2 separate regions of the Homo sapiens genome follow, and region 2 is linked to region 1. Evidence: read pairs that join two places in POLR2A ChIA-PET (ENCODE). Cell type or tissue: Panc1. All regions are shown on one strand.

Evidence for each region. ChIA-PET counts read pairs that join two places held together with the same protein. Peaks named below come from ENCODE experiments on the same cell type or tissue, not always from the same donor. Only the 100,000 strongest peaks of a DNase experiment are listed, where the experiment ranks them.
Region 2: POLR2A ChIA-PET joins it to region 1 with 5 read pairs; 2 of 35 experiments call an interaction of 5 or more read pairs at or near these places.

What each region holds. Positions count from the first base shown.
Region 1 is chr2:177,266,585-177,270,584 of GRCh38, forward strand. No RefSeq gene overlaps it. Among named protein-coding and RNA genes, the nearest start is that of NFE2L2, 3.9 kb to the left of the region's middle. In Panc1, no CTCF peak of the experiment used is centred here; no DNase peak of the experiment used is centred here; H3K4me3 peaks cover 1,358 bases; H3K27ac peaks cover 4,000 bases.
Region 2 is chr2:176,604,769-176,608,768 of GRCh38, forward strand. No RefSeq gene overlaps it. Among named protein-coding and RNA genes, the nearest start is that of MIR1246, 5.7 kb to the left of the region's middle. In Panc1, no CTCF peak of the experiment used is centred here; no DNase peak of the experiment used is centred here.

The sequences.
Region 1 (4,000 bases):
AGAGTGTGTTATTTCAGGCATCTGCAGAGTACATATTTTCAAAGGGAGGGGAGCAATATGATAAGAGTTTGAACTTGTTTAAGAAAAACAAACACTAAGGAAAAGCTGTTTGGCATTTGGTTTAGCCAAATAAAGGGAACCCCATTCTCAAGACCACCCACGTCAAGGAGGTGCCCAATCTTGGCAGACTCTGGAATGTGATTGTCTTCATATGAGAGCCTGAGCCCTTGCTTTGCCCTCCAAACCTGCCTATTGTGTTAGGAGGGCACAGATAATGCATGTTGAGAAGCTCTGGAGGAGCAAGAAAGAACAAGAAAGAGGAGGTGCTGGTTTTTCTCTCCTGTCTTGCTGCCATGGGATCCTTTTTTGCTGCCAGGCTCTCCTCGCTACTATTTGGGAAAAATACCCTCCAATTGGTTTTATGTTCTATTGACTCTTGTACCTTTTCATTGATTCCTGAATCATTTGCTGTCTTTGGGAAGACGGCCTTCCCTACATGCTTGAGATGTGTCAATTGTGATACCTTGCTCCAGATTGCTCATAAAAAATAAGCATCATTGGCCAGGTGCTCTGGCTAACGCCTATAATCCCAGCACTTTGGGAGGCCGAGGCTGGCGGATCACGAGGTCAAGAGATCAAAACCATCCTGGCCAACGTGGTGAAACCCTGTCTCTACTAAAAAATACAAAAATTAGCTGGTTGTGGTGGCATGCGCCTGTAGTCCCAGCTACTCAGGGAGGCTGAGGCAGGAGAATTGCTTGAACCCAGGAGGCGGAGGTTGCAGTGAGCCGAGATCACGCCACTGCACTCCAGCCTGGCGACAGAGTGAGACTCTGTCTAAAAAAAAAGTATCATCAAGTAAGTCTTCTGGGTATAAGAAGTCTGGATAATGGTGATGCATTGACCCCTTAGTTCCACCTCCTTTGTGCTCCAATCTGCCAAGTTGCAAGGTGCAAGAAAGTACCGATTGTTTCAAAATCCTCCATCACTTTGAGGCTTCTTCCTCTCTCTGTCACTTCCTCTCAATTGTTCTCCATGTTTGAGCCAGAAAATATTCATAATCTTTTAGAATTGTAGTTGAAATTCTACTTTGTCCAGTGTAAAGTATAGAAAGCTTCCAAAGATGGCACCCAGTAAACCACCTCTCCTGATATTGAGGCATTTGTCTAGTCCCCTCATATTGAAACAAGCATGGCTGGCCCTGCAACTTGCTTTAAGGTATGGAAAGAGGCCAGAAGTGACATTATGCCAGGTTTTAACCTAAGCTTGAAAAAGCCCTGACAGCTTTTAATTTTATACTCTTGGAAGTCAGCCATCATCCTAAGAGGTCTGACTACCTTGATGGAAAGAGAGGCCATGGGAAAAGTCATGGAAGATGAAACTCTAAATGGAGAGAGAGAGACTATGTGAACCAACACACCAGACATGTGAATGAAGAAACCATCTTGGACCTTCGAGCCCACCTATTCAAGCCCCCAAAGAACTCCAGCTCCAGCTGCTATATGACTGCAGTCACATACAAGAGACTGTAAGCAAGACCGGCAGAAGACTCCCTGGCTAAGCTAAGTCAACACCAAGAACTGTGAGAAATTATAATAAATCACTTTCAGCTATTAAATTTGGGGGTGGTTTGTTTCATAGCAATTGATAACCAAAACAGCATACTGTATGTATGGTGACTATCAAAGGCAGGGTTTCCCCTGGCTGCTCTTTGTTTGTTAACCAACATTGGGAGCACAAACAGGGAGATGATACTTGGTGATTTAATAAAACTCAGACTCTCAGAAGAAAATGACTTCCCTGGGAATGAGGAAGCTGTCTTTCCCATAACATATCTTTGTTGCTACATACAAAGTAAAAAACCTCATCACACCATGCATAAGTTTCATTTTATTAGACGATGGAGAGATAGTCTCCTTATCAAAATACACTTCACGAACACAGACATTTTATCAATGAAGTAGATGGAGGGATAAATGCATACAGAGGTTCTGACCGTGATATGACCTCATTTGTGCCAGTTATGTAAGATACTCGCTGAATATCTGCTTAGGGAGTTTGAACTTGAGCAACCTGCCCAGTGGATAAACTAAACTCCAGTATAGGCCAGGCGCGGTGGCTCACACCTATAATCCCAGGGAGGCCAAGGTGGGCGGATCACCTGAGGTCGGGAGTTTGAGATCAGCCTGACCAACATGGAGAAACCCTGTCTCTACTAAAAATACAAAATTAGCTTGGCATGGTGGTGCATGCCTGTAATGCTAGCTACTCAGGAGGCTGAGGCAGGAGAATTGCTTGAATCCGGGAGGCGGAGGTTGCAGTGAGCCGAGATCGCGCCATTGTACTCCAGCCTGGGCAACAAGAGCGAAACTCCATCTCGAAAAATAAATAAGTAAATAAAATAACAAACTCCAGTAAAGCAGTGTTCAAAATATTTGGTGTATTAATTTCAAAACACACCCGCATCCTTGGTTCCCTGGGGTGTACACCTCACTGTGCAAACTACTGGTACAATGAGCTGTACATCTCCAAAGCCAGTTTTAACTTGTGTAGTTTCCTGCTCATAAAGAAAAAGTATCCTGCAGCAACAGCAATGCAGTGAGTAAAGAGAAAAATGTTTAAAAGAGTCCTTTGAATTTTATGTGTTGATACCTATATAAATATATATGCACAGAAAAAAAAGACAGAATGCATATACTCCAAAATGTTAACCGTAATTATTTTGACTAGATGGAGACTGATGACTTTTTTTTCTCATTTTTCCATGTTTACATTGTTCTAAATAAATAAACATACTTTTTTTTTTTTGAGACAGGGTCTCGCTCTGTTACCCAGGCTGGAATGCAGTGGTGCTATCATGGCTTATTGCAGCCTAGACCTCCTGGGATCAAGTAATCTTCCCACTTCAGCCTCCTGAGTAGCTGGGATGACAAGCATGCACCACCATGCCCTGCTAATTTTAAAATTTTTTGTAGAGGGGGTAGTCTCACTATGTTGCCCAGGCTGGTCTCAAACTCCTGGCCTCAAGCAGTCCTCCTGCCTCAGCCTCCCCAAGTGCTGGGATTACAGGCATGAGCCATTGTGACTGGCCAGCATACATTACTTTTATAAGAAGAAGAAAAAAGGTGGGAGTAGGGTGTGGGAGTAAGGAAAGAACGTTGCTTTTCTCCCATGCCACTGGATCTGTTTTATTTTCAAATTGAATTATAACCACAAGCTTTGTAAATCTTTCCATTTTGTATTTATTTGAGTGGAGCCTGGAGAATTTTACCACATCTTTAAGTGTAGTTGTTGTAAGGTTCTAAAGATCCTTTCTCTTCCAATTTACTGCTATATTTGCAACGTTTAACTCAGCAGAACAGGAATTACCAAAGACAAAATTTTATGAATAGAGATTAAGAACTGCAGCCTCTCAGTAACAGGCAAAGTAGCCCAAACGTAACATCGCTTTGTGGGGAAAATAAAATACAGAAAAACATTATGCCTAGAGCTATGTCTTCAAGGACAGTTCTCAAATATTAATAATGGGAGTAGAATATCAGATAATTTTCATTTCCATCTTTGTATTTTTCTGTATTATTCAAATCCTTACAGAAAGCATTTTTAGAATTAAGGGATAAAAACAATTAAACTATTTCCACTTTGAACAAACAAAAAGCAGACTACAACGAATGGAAGAGCAGAGCATCCTCATAAACAGACCTTACAGATAATCTATAACATTCTTGGAGGCTGGAAAATAAAAAAGGGAAATGAGATTTGCCAACATAATTGTCTCCTGACACTTTCTATTCCATGGACTCTCATTTTGCCCTTTGAGTAATATTAGAATTAAAAAAAAACCTTAGACGTCTTCTGGCCCGGAGATGGGAAGCAAATTTCACTTTGATTGCCAATTCTGATACATTGGTAGTGGCTGCCTACAGTGCTTTGCTGAAAAGTATTCAAAAACAGCTTCCCAATTTGGTAGAAAAAGTTCAATGATTGATTAACAATGTCT
Region 2 (4,000 bases), 660 kb before region 1:
GACTCTGTCTTGAAAAAACAAAAAATAAAAAAATAAAAATAAAAAAGCAGATTCTGATTCAGAAGGTGAGGTGGTGGGTTGCTGAGTTTCTGAATTTCTAACCAGCTCCCAGATGATGGGTCCATAGACTAGCTAGGGAGCTCTACCCTAGCTCCCTACCTGGAAAATGAGTCCATTCAACCACACAATACCTTTTACATCTGGTACGGGCCGTAGAGTTCACAAAGCACTTTCATATGTCTTCTCATCTGATTTTCCTAATCCTTACTTTATATTCTGCCAACCTACTCCCTTGGCCCATTTTACCAGTGAGAAAACCAAGGCTTAGATGAGTTGGACAGGGTCTCGTGGTTACAGAGGGCAGACCAGGACAGAGGTCTTCTTCCTCCTAGCCTACATCTCTTATCTCAGAGGGGCTGTACTTGGGTGTAGATACCAGATAAATAAGCAGAGAATGATAGCTAGTTAGAGGAGAAGTATTGCAGTAATTTTGGGAGCGTTTCTTCTGTGAAGTTCAAAAGTTCTTTGTACACATTACTATACAACCTAGTGTAGGACTTGATTCTCTTTTAGTTTTATTGTATGAGGGGCCTTTTGACAATATGTTGAAAGGTATGAGCCCTTCTCAGAAAATTTCACTCACACTCACACCCAAATGTTAAGAGTTATAAATTTTCTTGAAACCTATGTCACTACAGCCAGGCTAAGGAGTCTGTCTCTGCTAGAAGCTACCTTTCAGTTTTTTTTCTCACCTTGTACCTTGAATTCTCCAACTAGCAAAAACATATTTCCCTCTCTTTGTCTCCTTCTATTCTCTTGGAGGTTATGATTACAGGTGACATATAATTTATGCACAAACTTCTAGGTGATAGCACTCAAGGTATTATTATGTTCCCTTCCCTACCTCATTCCTTTCTTCCTTTATCTCTCTCTGTCTCTCCCACCTTCCCCGCCCACCCTCCCCCCCACCCCCCGTCATATCACACTCCTGTCTTGGGCTGAACTTGTCATCTAATAAGATCTATTTATTACATGATTTGCTGCTAGGTCAGTGTCTTCACCTGGGTTCCCACCAAAGTAGAGTAAGTAGAGTCTGATGACCAGGACCTGTGTGCAGCAGGTGTCTTTGAAGATGATCCTAGGGATCAGGAGTGACAACCAGGGACAGAGGAGAAGCCCATCAGTTCCTTATAGAGTTGGTTCCTCTTGTACTCAACTGGACTATCTTGTTAGGACCATCTGAGGATATAGAATGCTACTCAGAATTGCTCATAATGAAAACCACTGAAACAAAACACATTTATCCATCAACTCTCATACCTGTTGTCTAGGAGTTGCCCCAGCTACTGTTGCATGTGACCTGAGCAGGCTTCTCTAGGTGCAGTTCCTAAGAATCGCAGGGCTTTATCCGTTTCTTCAAGGTTATCCAATTTGTTGGCATATAATTGTTCACAGTAGCCTCTTATGGTCTTTTATATTCTGTGGCATCAGTTATAATGTCTCCTCTTTCATTTCTGATTCTATTTATTTGAATCTTATTTTCTTAGTTGAGCTGAATTTTGTCAGTTTTAACCATCCTTCTCAGGGGAAAAAGACAATTTTTCCGTGGATGGGGTGGTGGTCGGGGGATGGTTTCATCAGGCATTAGGTTCTTCTAAGGAGTGCGCAGCATAGATCTTTTGCATGCACAGTTCACAATAGGGTTCTTTTCAAGAAAACAACTGTTTTGTGATTTTCTAAAATTTTCTATTTCATTTATTTCTGCTCTAATATTTACTATTTCCTTTCTTCTGCTAATTTGGCTTAGTTTGTCCTTTTCTAGGTCCTTTACGTATAAAGTTGGGTTGTTTATTTGTGATCTTTCTTCCTTTTTAATGTAGGTGTTTATTACTACACAAGCTCATAAAAGTGGAGAGTAGAAGTGTGGTCACCCGGGACTGGGGGAGAAAGAAATGGAGAGCTGTTCAATGGGTATAAAGTTTCAGTTATGCAACATGAATAAGTTCTGGAGAACTGCTATACATCACAGTACCTATAGTTAACAATACCGTACTGGGCCCTTAAAAATTTTAGGGGAGTAGATCTCATATTAGGTGTGCTTACCACAAAAACAAACAAACATACAAACAAAAACCAAACAAAAAAATACAGAGTCACAAGGAAACTTTCGGAGAGGTTAATGATGGATAAATATGATGGATATGTTTATTACCTAGCTTATGGTGATGGTTCCATGTGTGTACACATATATCCAAACTCATCAAATTATAGACATTAAATATGTGCAGATTTTTGCACATCAGTTATACTTAATAAAGCTGGAAGAAGGAGAAGGAAGAGGAGGTGGGAGGAAGAGAAAGAGAAGGAGAAGGAGAAACAGAAGGAGAAGGAGGAGAAGGAGAAGAAGGAGGAGGAGAATAATAATAATCTCAGGGCAGAAATGTGAGCTCTTTAAATGAGGTTCTGTTAGCAGAAGTGTCCTGCAGAGCTTCTAGCACAGTGGTTCCCAACCTTTTTGGCACTAAAACCTTTTTTGTGGAAGACAATTTTTCCACAGATAGGGTGGTGGTCATTTCATCAGGCATTAGATTTTCATAAGGAGTGTGCAACCTCCATCCCTCACATGCACAGTTCATAGTAGGGTTTGAGCTCCTATGAGAATTGAATGCTGCCACTGATCTCACAGGAGGTGGAACTCAGCTGGTAATGCTCGCTAACCTGTGGCTCACCTCCTGCTGTGTGGCCCGGGTCCTAACAGGCCATGGACCAGTACCTGTCCATGGCTCAGGTGTTGGGACCCCTGTTTTAGAGGATATGTGCCACAGCAGCAGCTAGAATTAGAAGTGAGGCTAGGCCAGGCACGGTGGCTCATGCCTATAATCCCAGCACTCTGGGAGATTGAGGCTGGTGGGTCACTTGAGGCCAGGAGTTCGAGACCAGACTGGCCAACATGGTGAAACCCTGTCTCTACAAAGAAATACAAAAATTAGCTGGGCTTGGTGTTGAATGCCTGTAATCCCAACTACTTGGGAGGCTGAAGCAGGAGAATCACTTGAGCCCGGGAGGTGGAGGTTGCAGTGAGCTGAGATGGCGCCACTGCACTCCAGCCTGAGCAACAGGACAAGGCCCTGTCTCAAGGGGGGGGGAAGAGAAAGGCTGGCAAGATACAAGGTGATGCCCAAGAGACTCTGATGCGTGAGATCTTCCTCAGCCTGCTTTTGTGCAATTGACTTATGTTAATCTAATAGAGAAATTGAGAGTTATTCCTCTTATTTTCACCTTATTGATTTTTGCCTAGCAATTTAGCCTAGAGAATATTTCAAATATTCTGTTTCCTTCACTTACAGTTGTGCCAATCTTGGCCAGTTTTGCCTGTCCACTAGGTGGTTTGCCTTTGGATGTGGAGTCTGCTGGCTTGGACTCAAATCCCAGTTCCATCAACTAGCAGTGCGACTTCAGGGAAGTTACTTAACTTCTCTCACTTATAAATTGGGGATTTATAACCCTATTGTGAACTGTGCATTACAGTATGTACATAATAAAATTTTTGTTCTAAAGATTAAATGAAATAATCCTTGAACAATTAGCTGAGTATATGGATTATGTAAAATAAATGCTTAATAAATATAAACTATATTTTTAAATCTGATAAGTTTATAACCCCATCTAAGTCATTGGTAAAAGGATTGAACAGGAAAGGTTCAAATGAAGAACCTAATGGCAATTTTTCTGAGCCTTTCCTTTGGGTTATTCTCAATCTACAGGATCTCATAAAATCTGCTTTGAGTCCAACCACCAATCTCTTGCTTGAGTTCACCACAACAGATGACCTCAATTGCTTTGCTGAACTAAAGGAATCCTTTATCTACATAACTCAAAGTGTGGCCCATCAACTATTACTAGTCTGAAATGAGATGTACAGAAATTGAGAGTAATTGGGCACAAATTTTTATAGGAATTTGACATTGCCTTAACGTTCAAATGCATGGTCAATGGACTG